Linked DNA regions of Homo sapiens: region 2 is linked to region 1. A link is a contact called in ENCODE Hi-C or POLR2A ChIA-PET data. All regions are on one chromosome and are shown on one strand. The core of a region is the stretch at or near the end of the contact, and the rest is flanking DNA. Distances in the headings are between cores, read along the strand shown. Region 1 overlaps DICER1 (dicer 1, ribonuclease III). Region 2 overlaps CLMN (calmin).

Region 1 (6,701 bases), core at 3,613-6,112:
ATCTGGCAGACTTCAATTAGCTAAGAAATAGAGGCAACAACAGTCAATTCATTTTTCCTTAATGAAACCCACATCAAAACCACAGAGAACAGAAGAGACAACAGGCACAATAAATAAAATCTCTTGTAAGCAATAATTACATGGGATATACCTATGCTAATAATGCTTAGAGAGAAAAATGTATTTATCTACTTGGTGAATCTTGGCCATGCCTAACCAGTACCCAGGACAAAGCTACAGGCTTCAGGGAAAACAAAGCCAGGCAGTCACATCATGTGAACTCCCAGAGGATAATGGACAGTGCAAACTGCTTAAAGAGTTTGTAACACCACAGAAAAAATAAGACAATGTATTATTTGTTTCTTTTGGTTTTTACACTCAGTTTATACAAGCTGTTCACCAGCAAGCTGTTCACCAGCAAAGTATACTGTTCCCTAATGCACAGTGTTTCTGAAACGATCTGCAGTGAAGAACCAGCTTTTCTTTTTAAATTTCCAATCCATCAGAGGCAGTTTTGTAGAATTTCATAAAAGTGAATGACTAAGAAAATGAAATTTAAAAAGTATTAAAATTCAAGCATCAATTTTATTGTATTCAGCAGATATAAAATTACTGTCAAACTGCTCTAAGAGTTTCTAAATGCTTCTTCTCAATCTTTGTACTTAACTCATGACATAGGTAAATTCTGGCACCAATTCATAGCCTATACTTTGTGTGTATATGTACATCTAATTCTCCCCAATTAGAATGAAAATAACATAACCAAAAATAGGAAATATGTATGGTAGGTTCAGAAAACTAATAGATGTATTACAAAAAATTGTGATCTGAATAAACATGCTAACTAATGCAGACAACCATAAGAGGAAAAGAAATTCAAAGATATAAACACATTATTTGAAATTCCTGCCAGGTTATTGAAATACATTATCAACAACTCCTTTAACAGTATCCCTTACTCCTTACATTTTCTTGTCAATGTGGAGAAAACCAGATATAATTCCTCTATGATTTCACTAAAAAAAGATCACTGACAGTTACATAATAGCATACGGATGTTGCACTCCCTAGATGGGTGCATAAGCGGCTGAAGAATTAGCATCTACTGTGTGCTGGTTGATAAAACTGCCATTTTTAATACAAAGTCTCTTACCAACAAGCCAGTAAGAGAGGGAGGTATTATTTCCATTTTACGAATGAACATACTGAAACTTTTAAAAGTTAAATAACTTTCACAAAATATACATCCACAAAGTGGGCAGAAAAGAAACCAAGTCTCCTCGGCAAAATGGCTGATTCTAGGGCCAGGCAGGGAGAAATACAAGAGCCCAGAGCACCCTGTGGTATCACAAAGAAAGTGCTCAAAAACAAAAGGATGAGGGTATGTCAAAGGGACACGGGTGCTAAACTCGAAGAGCTCCCAGTGGCCACCGCTGCAACAATTTGAGCAACAAATAAATAACACAGTATTGGATTATGGCCCAAAGTATAAAATAAACATGAAACCACCAACTGAAATACATGATTCAATTAATAAATATAAGTAGACAGTTACATAAAAAGGATAAACCAGACAAGTTTTCCTTACAGAAGAATTCCAAATACATATAGATATATCCCTCTCCAGCAAGTGGAGATTAATCCCTCCCTACCAGGGTGGGCTAGACTTGGAGACTTCCTTCCAAATAGAGTAAGAAAAGGGAAACAGTGTAACTTTACAGTAGAGAAAGCAGACAAACACTATCACAATCCATTGATGAAGATGAACATGACGAGTGACGTTTTGTGGTTGATACCATGAGAGCCCCCTGATATAATGTGACTAGAAGAGCAGGTCACCTCCATGGTATTCTTCCATATCCGATCACCCCAGTACAACCCCAAGAACATAAGAAAAACCCAAATGGAGGGGCATTCACCAAATACCTGACCTGTACTCCTGAAGACTGTCAAGGTCATCAAAAACAAGACGGAAACTGAAAAACTGTGACAGACCAGAGGAAACTGGGTAGATACTGACAACTAAATGTGATATGACACCTTGGATTAAAGACATTATCCCTTACTGTCTAGTGGTTAGAAAAAAATAAAAATAAATTTTTTGAAAAAGAGGACATTAGTAGAAAAGCTGTCAAAATCCAAATAAAGTCTGGAGTTAATAGTAATGGGCCAATGTTAGTTTTCTTAGTTGTGACAAACACTGACATGAGATAATATCAATGGGGGAAACTAAGTGAGGGGCATATGAGAACTCCGTACCATTTTTCCAACTTTTCTGTAAATCTCAAATTATTCCAAAATAAAAAGTTATTAGGAAAAAAAGGGGGAGGGGTAGAGACAGGATGTGAACCCAGGTTTGTCCAATGCCAGTATCACACAATACTAGTATATTACACGGTGAAAAGAACACTGGACTTGAGACTGGAAGCCATTTTCTGCCACTTGATATGTGTGTAATTTGGGGGAAGGTCACACACTGATGCTTGTTTTCTTCCTCTGTAATATGGAAAGAACATCTACTTTCCTCCCCTATGGAGTGTTGTGAATATGTCTTAAATATATATAACTTAGAAACCCCTATGTAAATATAAGGTACAAAGAAACCCATAAACATAAGACTGTGCACATACCTACACTACATATAGAAGTGGCTGTGATTTATTTTTTTTAATTAGGAGAGTAGAAAACTGCATGTATATTACAATAGCTTATATGCCCATGAAACTATTCACTATAGAAGGGTTTTTCCTCCCATTAAACTGATGGAAGGAAAGAATCTGAATTTCAGGAAGTTTTTCTAAGCTTATTAAAAAGCTTACTGGAACAAGACCTCTATTGTATATTTAATTAGCTGCTCATAAAGTCAACCCTCAGAGCACTCTTGATTCATCATACAGCACTAAATTCCAGTCACATTTTATGAAAGTTGATCACAATTCATCTGATCCTTAAAGTCAATAGGAAGTAACCGACTGATTCTGGATAAACCTTTTCAGGCTAATATTCCTGCAATAAAAACTGGCACATCTTTACCTAAAAATACATGCAGAAAACAGGAGGAAGGCGGAAAATACACCCCCATTTCTTCTCTCCAAGCCCCAGAAAATTTATTTAATCCTTATATAATCCTAAATGGAGACGGGGAGTATGTCCATAACTAGGCTTACAACTGCGCCAGCATTAAACTTTTTTGACTCCCAAAATGCTTTTTCCCTGCCCTAAGAAATAATCCCTCCTTAGTCACGCTCTCCCAGGTCCGTCTCCTGGCAATCTTCCTGCTGTAAAGCACTGGTTTTTAGTGTTCTGTGATGCCCAGGGGCATTACTATGATAGAAAGAACTGGAAACTAGGAGTCAGGATATTAGGATTCTAGAATTGTCTCTGCCATTGACTAGCAATTTAACTTACAGCAAATCACTCTCTCTCCTGAGGCTCTTTCTCATTTTTACAAAAATAAGTGGGTTGGATTAGATAGTCAGTGAGGTCCCCTTCCAATCTTCAACTTCTAATTTAAATGTAATTTGGTCCCTAAAGTTATTTTCCTTTGTATTCATCAGAAGGATCAGGCTCAATGACTATGAAAATTACCAGACTAAAAACTGCCAGATGATGACCCTCGAGTCCAATTTCTCGTTACTCAAAAAAGTTTTTAAAACCCCTAAACATTCAGAAGCAGTTAAGCGCGTGTGCGCGTGCGTGTACGCGCGCGCGCGCGCACACACACACAAAGAAAGAAAAAGAAAAAAAAAAATCCCAAATTACCTTAGGAAGCAAAGCTTAGTTTTTCCTAAGAGATCACTACTTGCAGAAAAGTTAGGGATCAACTGTGGCCAATTAATGGATCTCATAGAAAAGTAAATTGATTTAAGTACAAAATAAGGACCTTTTTTGGCAGAAAAAAATAAGAGTATCTATCTACAAACCAAAAGGACCATACATTAAGTGACCATCTGACAGAAATCTGAAGTATAGCTCCCTGGCTGGTTCTAAATTAGAAAAAAAATCTTTCATTGAAGGGAGAAAGAGTAGGAATCCACGGCCTAAAATTTGGATTCAATATCACCTTTGCTAATAGTCTTAGAACTTTCCCCAACATTCTTATTCTCTTCTGATTCACAAAATTTTAATATGCAGTCTATGAACCAACCCAAAATAAATTCAATTGTTCTAAACTTTTTGCACTGTGGCCTTGAAAACTTTATTTTTGGAGACAAAGTCTGGCTCTACTGCCCAGGCTGGAGTGCAGTGGTGCCATCTCAGCTCACTGCAACCTCTGCCTCCCAGGCTCAACTCATCTTCCCACCACAGCCTCCCAAGTAGCTGGGACTACAGGCATACACCACCACCGGCTAATTTTTGTATTTTTTCTAGAGACAGGGTTTCGTTGTGTTGCCCCTTGTGAACTCAAACAATCTACCTGCCTCTGGCTCCCAAAGTGCTGGAATTACAGGCACAACCCATCATGCCCAACCTAGCCTTGAAAAGTTGAATCCATATTTTTAAGAGAAAAAAATCAACATTAAAAAATTAGTCACAATACCCAGATAAAATTTCTCCTAAGACTACCTGAGGGGAACACTTGGTGTGAAATGCTTAACACAATGTCTAACACATAGTTAAGGATTAATAAATATCTGAATTGAATCTAAAATTGAATATAAAACAATGCTTTACTTAAATGTATACTGATTTTTTTAAAAACCATACTTGTCCTCCATTTTAGGTAGATTAGAATAGATTAGCATCCTTTAAGAAAAAAATATCAGCCATATGAAAAGCAGCCTTCTGGAAAACATCCTCTCTGTCAATCCCAGGACAGCATGACGTATCAGCAATGATGGCGCCAAGTCAAGGACACTTACATAACCCTCATGCTAGCTCTTACAGCTGCTGCAGCGCATCACATCACAACACAGGACGCCTCCCTGTTCTCATGTGAAAGGAGTCAACTTACAGATTTACCTGTTTAAGACAACTGCTGTGTATCTTCTTTCCACAAAAATAATTCCGCACAAAATGTTGGTAAAAGGAGAAGGAAAATTTGTCTCTGGCTTCTCTTTTTCTTCAATTTCTTCATCCTCATCATCATCCTCAGAATCACTCCATGACACATAATTATCCTGATTTCTATTATTATACCACTCAACGCTTTCAAACTGCTGTCGCTCATATGGTTTATATTTGCGTAAGATTTCGAGCAGTTTGATTACTTTAGGAGTTACAAATTTCAGGTCAAGTGAGGCAGGTGAGAAGTGCTCTTCACATAGTGCATGTATTTTCCTTAGGAAAGTGTCTGTAAACAATAAAAATTTCCTGTGCAGCTCCTCTTGCTCATGTTTGATGTATTTCTGTAGTTCTCTTACCATCATTCCAGCTACTTTATCTGCACACCAGGGTCCCAGAACTACCAATACGGCACGACAGTCTGATAGTATCTACAAAAAAAAGAAAAGAAAAAACCTAATGCCAAATAATAATAATGTAGCATTTTCATGTGGGGTTTAACTGGGATTTCAGTTGTTCTCAAATGGCTCCTTAAATGTAACCCAGCCTTAGGTTAAGTCCCTGAAGGTGGGGGGAGAGGCCATTAGCCTTTTCAAGCTCATTTCGTATGTATATGCCTAGAACCATCTCCTTTTTTCAATAAAATAATCAAACAGAAATTAAAAGATGCAATTGTATGAGGTTAATGAAGCTTATTTTTAGATCTGTAATTAGTTAAAACTATACCTGAGTCATTTACTTCCTGCCAAATTACATAAAATTTATGTAGCACAGTAATTTAACTTTAGGCATCAAGGAAGAGCAATACAGTTTTCCTTGAACTTTATGTACAATATTCTCCAGCATTATATGTTTTCCACTATACTGACTAGAAACTGTGGATGAATTTTGGTCGATCTACAGTCAGCACCTCTGGATGCCACGGTGAGACTGTTGTAAAAACACTGCACAGCTGTCTCTATCATCATTTCTTTTTTCTTTCTTTCTTTCTAAACAGTAGGAAAGGCCTTTATTGGTTGGAAGTGGAAAAGGAGCTAGGACAGCTGCACTGGGGCAGCCTCCACACACTCTGTCACAGTTCTCCAAAAGCCCCTGTTATCCGATTTCAATGAAAACACCACCACAAGGTCAGGGCTCCTCAACATTAACATCTCAGCTAAATTCAGACTCTGATCCTGGACCCTCCCAGAGTGCTGCATCTTACAACTCTAATTGAGAGCCGAAAGTCAATCCATGGCCAGGGTGTAACTGAGGAATTGAGGGAGAGGGAGAGAGGCAGAGAGGCAGAGAGGGAGAGAGGGAGAGGGAGAAGGTCGGGGGAGGGAGAGGGGAAAGGTGGGGGAAGGGGAGGAGGAGGGGAGAGGAAGAGAGGGAGAAGGGGAGAGGAGGAGGGGGAGGAGGGGGAGGAGGAGAGGAGGCAGAGATGGGGGGAGGAGGGAGGGGACAGGGAGGGGGAGGAGGGAGGGGAGAGGGAGGAGGAGGGGAGGAAGAGGGGGAGGGGAGGAAGACAGGGAGGGGAGGAGGGGGAGGGGAGGGGGAGGGAGGGGAGGTACAGAAAGAGGAGAGGAGAGAAAGAGAGAGAGAGAGGAAAAAAAGACAGGAAAGAAAAGAAAGAAAAGGAAAGAGGAAAGGAAAGGGAAGGGAAAAGGAAAGGAAGAAAGAATGCAAAGATTGAGAAAAATGTGGGCACTGCTGCT
Region 2 (6,701 bases), core at 1,992-4,491, 130 kb after region 1:
AATGTTCACCCATCAGTCCAAGCAAGACTCATTGCTTACGAGTAGCTGAGAGACATCTGGTCTGCGCCCTTGGCTTCTGGTGGGTAATTTATGTCACATTTGAGAAGAGTTCTGACTACGAAGGACCTTAGTGTGGGAATGGCTACACCCAACAGGCTTAGGGTGGGGACTGGCCGCCAATCCAGAAAGACCTGCCCTGTGATTTAGAGTGGAGGTTTTAAGGTCACACAGTCTCAGGAGTCCTGGAGACTGAGTTCAACCACCCAAGCAATCAATCAATCATCAGCCATGCCTCTGTAATGAAGCCCCAGTGGAAACCCAAGTGAGTCTCCCCAGTTGGCAATATTCAGTGAGTGCTGTCACGTGTGATGCCGGGAGGGTAAAGCATCCTGCCCCCATGGGGAGGACACATGGGGAGCTTTGCATCGGGAACCCTTCCAGTCTTGCCCTACGCATCTCTTGCTTGCATTGATTTTAATCTGAAGCCATGCCCTGGAATAAGCCGTAACTGTGAAGTATAACAGTGTTCAGTGAGTTCACTGAGTACTTCTGATGGAATGATAGAAACTGAGGGTGATTTTAGGAACCCCCCTGAACTTGCAGTTGGTGCCAGAAACAAGAGTGGTCTTGTGTGGACCTTGGCAATTTGGCAAACTCCAGGCATCTTCCCCTCCAAAAACCCTCCTGAGCTCCATGCCCACTGTGGCCCCTGACCACCCACATTGGAAAGGACAAAGGAACTGAGGAAGGAAGCTTCTGCCTGCACGAAGTGGAGTTCTTTCTATAAATTAGCTCATGGATGCCTCGGTTTATACATCTGTAAAATGGGACTCACAGCGCTTACCCCTCCAGGTTGTAACTTGCCCAAGATCTCACAGTCAGGGAGCAAGAGCACAGGGTTCCGCTCCATGGCCTGAGTACTGTGCCCAGTCCACATAACCTCCTAAGGGTTAAGGCCAGCTTGGTGGTGAGACAGTTCCCCTCAGGAAGGACGGCTCATTCACACAGGAAATGACATCTTTAGCATCACAATTACAAATATGGATCAAGTCTCGCATGCAGGGAATGCAGGGAGATGGAGGACAGTGTCACCTAATATGGCCCAGTCATGTCATAAGAATGACCTGGGAGGCTCATTAACACAGTGTTTTTTTGTTTTTTTGTTTTTTTTTTTTTGAGACAGAGTCTCTCTCTGTTGCCCAGGCTGGAGTGCAGTGGCGCGATCTCGGCTCACTGCAAGCTCCGCCTCCCGGGTTCACGCCATTCTCCTGCCTCAGCCTCCCCAGTAGCTGGGACTACAGGTGCCCGCCACCACTCCTGGCTAATTTTTTTTGTATTTTTAGTAGAAACGGGGTTTCACCATGTTAGCCAGGATGGTCTCGATCTCCTGACCTCCTGATCCGCCCGCCTCGGCCTCTCAAAGTGCTGGGATTACAGGCGTGAGCCACTGCACAAGGCCCATTAACACAGTTTTTTAGGCCCAGGACCTGACTGAAAAGATCCAAATGCCAACTGGAGAAGCCTGGGAATCTGTATGTTTAATAGCTCACTGTGGGCCAATTCTACCCATGGGCAGATCCGAGAACCCCTGTCAAGATGGAAAGGGCCTGGGGTCCCCTCCTAGCAGCACCACTGTTGTGTGAGTCTCAGAGTCTCAGGTCTGGACCTTTGTCCCCATCTATGTAACGGGGGTGATGATCCCAGCTGTCCTTTCTCACCCATCGTGCAGTTGTGAGGATGATGTGCTTGGGGCAGACCCAGCCCCACCCATGACCCAGGAGCCAAGGCCACCCCCCAAGGTCAGCAGTGTATAGCACTCACTAGACAGCGGGTGCAGCCAGTTCTGCTAGGACGGCGGTTAGAAAATGCAAATTGGTTCCAAAGCATTTGACATAGTAGGGAAAAATTTAAGCATGACATAAACTTGGCATTTGCTGATGTACAATTTCATTCCTGAGAAACACTAGATGGGCATAGAATTCATAAAGCTCTGCACCCAGCTGACGAGCAGAGTGGAGCTGTGTAGAATATACCCTGCTCCCAACATACCGAAGCCTCGTGCACACACACTTGGACGTCCACCAGCCCCCTTGGCTCCCTGCGTGCGTTATGAGGCACCCCATCCATATCAAATCCTGTGACGTGTTATGGGCTGAACGGTGTTCTCCCCCACCCTCCCACAATCCAGATGTTCAAGTCCTAACCCAAGGAGCCAGAATGTGACAATACTATTCAAGATAGGATCTTTTTAAAATTTTTTTGAGATGGAGTCTTGCTCTGTCACCCAGGCTGGAGTGCAGTGGTGCAATTACGGCTCACTGCAGCCTCAACTTCCCAGGGCTTAAGTGATCCGCTGGACTCAGCCTCCCCAGTAGCCAGGTGTGTGCCACTATGCCTGGCTAATTTAAAATAGTTTCTTTTGTAGAGACAGGGTCTCGCTATGTTGACTAGGCTGGTTTTGAACTCCTGGGTTCAAGTGATCCTCCCACCTTGCTGGGATTGAGCCACCCCACCTGGCCTGGAGCTAGGATCTTTAAAGAGGTGATTAAGTTAAAACGAGGCCTTTCGCATTTGCTCTAATCCAACCTGACAGTGTTCTTATAAGAAGAGGACAATTGAACACTCCAGGAAACACCAGGGGTGCATGCACAGAGAGGGATGACCATGAGAGGAGGGGCAGGGGACGGCCATCTGCAAGCCAAGGAGAGCGCTTCAGAGGAAGCCCCCTGCCGGCACCTTGATCCTGGACTTCCAGCCTCCAGCACTATAGGAAAATACATTTCTGTTGGTTAAGCCACCCAACCTGGGGTACAGTAGTTCCCCCCATCTGCAGTTTCAGTTTCTGTGACTTCAGTTGCTAGCAGTCATCTGGGGTCTGAAAATAGGTGAGTATGGTGCAAGAAGATGTTCTGAGAGAGAGGGTGAGAACATTCACCTGACTTTCATTACAGGGTCTTGTTATCATTGATTTTATTAGTCATTGTTGTTAATCTCTCACTGTGCCTAATTTATAAATTGAACTTTATCATACATATGTATGTGCAGGAAAAAGCATAGTACATATAGGGTTCGGCACTATCTGCAGTTTCAAGCATCCCTGGGGGCTCTTGGAACGCATCCCCTGCAGAGAAGGAGGCAGTAGGGTACTTGTTCCAGCAGCCTTAGCAAATGAATACACAGCTTTCTGTCTGATTTCCATCGGGTCACCTTCCTTCCACCCTTTCACAATTCACAAGCCACACCCCTCCCACGCCCACTTCAGGAGCAAGCTTCAGGCCTTCCTCAAGTCAGTGCCGTATTTAGTGTAGCACTGACGCATTTCTTAACCACTCAACAGTTCTATTGTTTTTACTAGGTTCCCATGTTTTTTTAATGCATCCCTCATGAAGTTTTTGAGTGCTGCACTCCAGTGTTATTTTCCCTTATTTTTGTGCATGAGTGTGGCGATGTTTAGGAGCACATGTACCATGTTATAGCAGAACTGACAGTACTAGTATAAGCTCTTTGCCTAAATTAATTCCTTTAATCCGTATTCTTTTAACCCTATGAGGCAGCTACTATCCTTATCCCCATTTTACAAATGAGGAAACTGAGGCACAGAAAGCTTAACGAACTTGCCTGCAGTCATACAGCTAGAAGTGGGCAGAATGGTAATTTGAGCCCAAGTTCTGAACCACTGGGCTACAGGGTAGTTACATGGGTGGGCATATGGGGTACAATGCCCCCACACTGTCCTCGCCACGGGCACACCCAACCGAGGCCCGCCACCCACTCCTCGGCACCCAGTTGGGAAGGACTTCACAGCACTCCCTGCCTCCTTTAAAACCCAGTTCTATTCACAAAAGAGCACAGACTGATCAGGCTTCATGAATGTTTAATGGGATGGAACCCTCCTTGTTTTGTCAGCAACAATGAATCTTGGCTGAGGAAATTGCTACCAACGACACTGTGACTCAACAGATAATTGCAGTGCTTGACACTGAGAAGCACTCTAACTCCTTCTTTGTGAACACGTTTTGACACAGTTTGCTCCCTGTGAAGGAGCTGGCCTCCTGGAGTACCTCCCACCTGCTGCTGGGCCCACGGCAGGGTAACTGCCACCAGCTTGCTGAGTGTGGCTCTGCACAACCGCCTCGTCAATACCCATCCCACGTGGAACTGTGCAAGACACTTACATGACCAGAAAGAAGACCAGGTGACTCCTGGCTAGAGTCCTTCATTTGTTCATTTCAAAACGAAACTGAACATGGCGTGTGTCTAGGCTGGGATGGGAGAGAAATTGCCAAATGTAGGGCCCTGGTCCACATTGCACCGGGAAAACAGACATGGGGAAACTGGGGATGGCAGGAGAAGAGCTGTCAGTGGACAGGGCCACTAAGCCTCCTGGGTCAGGGGCAGAATTGGAGCAGGAGCTTGAAGGCCCCATGCGGTGTTAGCAGATAGGGAAAAGGAGAGGGCATTCTCCATGTTGGGAACAGCAAGGGCAAAGGCTGGGTGGCATCTAATGATGAATGATGTGTTCTGAGACTGGTTAAGCCCACGCTCCTTGACAGACAGGAGGGGGACACAGAGGAGGGAGAGGCGCTTTGATGAGACAGCCTTAAATGCCACCCAGGGGTTTCTTCAGACCAAAAATATTTAATACGACGAGGCCCATTATCCATAAAGCTTCGTTAAATTAGAATGCGTGATCTTTCATCCTGGGTTGACGTTTGCACGAGTTAAGTCGGAGAAGGCAAAGGTAAGGGCAAAATGCATTATTTACACTTTGCATCGAAACAACGGTCGAGAGCCTGCTGTCAACCGCCCGCTGCATCTAGACGGGGACCTGTTTGTTACTGTTTTTATTCATTTCCCTCTTAATTAATCCTCTGCAAATAACAGATTTACATCATTCTGTTGGAGTTGAAGGATCCCAACTGTAAATGAAGGTGTCTATTCATTGACATAGACCCTGCAGGAGCCATTTGTTTTGTTCATAGAATAATTATCTACTTAACTGTTAACAATATTTTAACAGAATCTCATTAATTCAAATTAAACTCTTTCAATTAACTTGTATTATTTAAGGGCCTGGGTGGGACGGCACGCAAGCTTGCATTTCTGAAGCCAGGCAGTGGGCTAAAGGTGCTCAGGCACACACCTGGTTTAATTCTTTCAACGACAACGTGTTCAAACTCCCTTGTCTTGCAGCCTGCCTCTTTGCTCTCACACCCCAGCCACGTGGCTATGCGGGGTGCGGAGCTACCATGTTCTAGTAAGACTTCCAAGTCCTAGGCCTTGTCTCTGCCGCATCTCAGCACCCTGGTCCTCCCAGTCCCAGTTGGACTGACTTAGAGGACGCAGGACCTATGCTGAGCCTCTTCCCTGAGAGATTTGGACTCAGGACTGAAGCCATGAGACCAGAACTTGGGGGTTAAAGGAGGCCTCATTTCCCGCTTGGTAGAGAAAGTCGGTCCAGACAATAAGAGAGAACTGGACAGACTGTAGAGAGGGGCAGAGGCAAAAGTACAAGAGTCAGCTATGGTGTGTGTGAAGTGTGTGGTGTGTGTACATGTGGGGGCTGTGGGCATGAGTGTGGTGCGAGTGTGCAGAATAGGTGGTATGCGTGAGGTGTGTGTGCTTGTGTGGGGTGTGGGGAATGTGTATTCAGCACATGTGCAGTGTTTATGTGTGTTTGTGTGGGGATATGATATGCGTGTAGTGTTGTGTATATGTGGGGTGTGTGTATATGTATGCATAGTGCATATGATGTGGTGTGTGTGGTGTGCATGGTGTGTACATATGTATGATGTATATGTATGTATCTGTGACATGTGGGGGCGTGTGTGTGGTGTGTGTGTGGTGTATGTGTGTGTGTGGGGTGTGTGTATGTGTATGTGTGGTGTGTGGTGTATGGTATGTTTGTGTGGGGGTGTGTATATGTGTATGTGTGGTGTGTGTGTGATCTGTGTGGTGTGTGTAGAGGATGTGTTTGTATGTGTGGTGTGGTTGTGTGTGGAGGGTGTGTTTGTGTGTGGTATATGCATCTGTGGTGTGTGTGTTGAGGGTGTGTATGTGTGGTGTGTGATGTGTGCGGAGGATGTGTTTGTATGTGTGGTGTGGTTGTGTGTGAAGGGTATGTGTATGTGGTGTGTATGTATCTGTGGTATATGTGCGGAAGGTGTGTATGTGTGGTGTGTGGTGTGTGTGTGGAGGGTGTGTGTATGTGGAGATATGTGTATATGTGTGGTGTGTGGTTGTGTGTGGAGGGTGTGTTTGTGTGTGGTATGTGTATGTATCTGTGGTGTGTGTGTGGTATGTGTATGTATCTGTGGTGTGTGTGTGGAGGGTGTGTATGTGTGGTGTGGTTGTATGTGGAAGGTGTGTTTGTGTGTGGTATGTGTATGTATCTGTGGTGTGTGTGTGGTATGTGTATGTATCTGTGGTGTGTGTGTGGAGGGTGTGTGTGTATGTGGAGGATATGTGTATATGTGTGGTTTGTGAGTGAATGGAGTATGTGTTTGTGTGTATGGTGTGTGGTGTGTGTGCGTGGAGAGTGTGTTTGTATGTATGTGTGATATGTGTTGTGTGTGTTTGTGTGGTGTGGTGTGTGGAGAATGTGTTTGTATGTATGTGTGATATGTGTTGTGTGTTTATGTGTGCTGTGGTGTGCTATGTGCATCTGTGTGTGTGAAGTGGGGTGTGCACTCAGGGAGTTG

The links. A loop is a pair of places that touch in the nucleus more often than their neighbours do. ChIA-PET counts read pairs that join two places held with the same protein, here RNA polymerase II (POLR2A). Pooled maps may share reads with other maps.
Region 2: a loop to region 1 is called in a map with no recorded cell type, with 4 times the contacts of the local background. The contact joins two enhancer-like sites. A Hi-C loop is called at or near these places in 2 of 37 single-sample maps with no recorded cell type and 1 of 50 pooled maps. POLR2A ChIA-PET finds 5 or more read pairs at or near these places in 3 of 52 experiments (OCI-LY7, activated CD4-positive, alpha-beta T cell and activated CD8-positive, alpha-beta memory T cell).

The regions. Positions count from the first base shown.
Region 1 is chr14:95,119,234-95,125,934 of GRCh38, forward strand. DICER1 (dicer 1, ribonuclease III) reads right to left here. Exons shown (of 27, transcript NM_177438.3): 8 at 4,963-5,435. Among named protein-coding and RNA genes, the nearest start is that of MIR3173, 15 kb to the right of the region's middle. Within about 2 kb of position 4,863, at least 4 of the 41 ENCODE cell types and tissues checked have a DNase peak (open chromatin) inside an H3K27ac peak, as active enhancers do.
Region 2 is chr14:95,252,455-95,259,155 of GRCh38, forward strand. All of the region lies in intron 1 of CLMN (calmin), which reads right to left. Among named protein-coding and RNA genes, the nearest start is that of CLMN, 64 kb to the right of the region's middle. RefSeq lists enhancers at 783-1,709, 1,710-2,635, 2,636-3,561, 6,293-6,701. Within about 2 kb of position 3,242, at least 7 of the 41 ENCODE cell types and tissues checked have a DNase peak (open chromatin) inside an H3K27ac peak, as active enhancers do.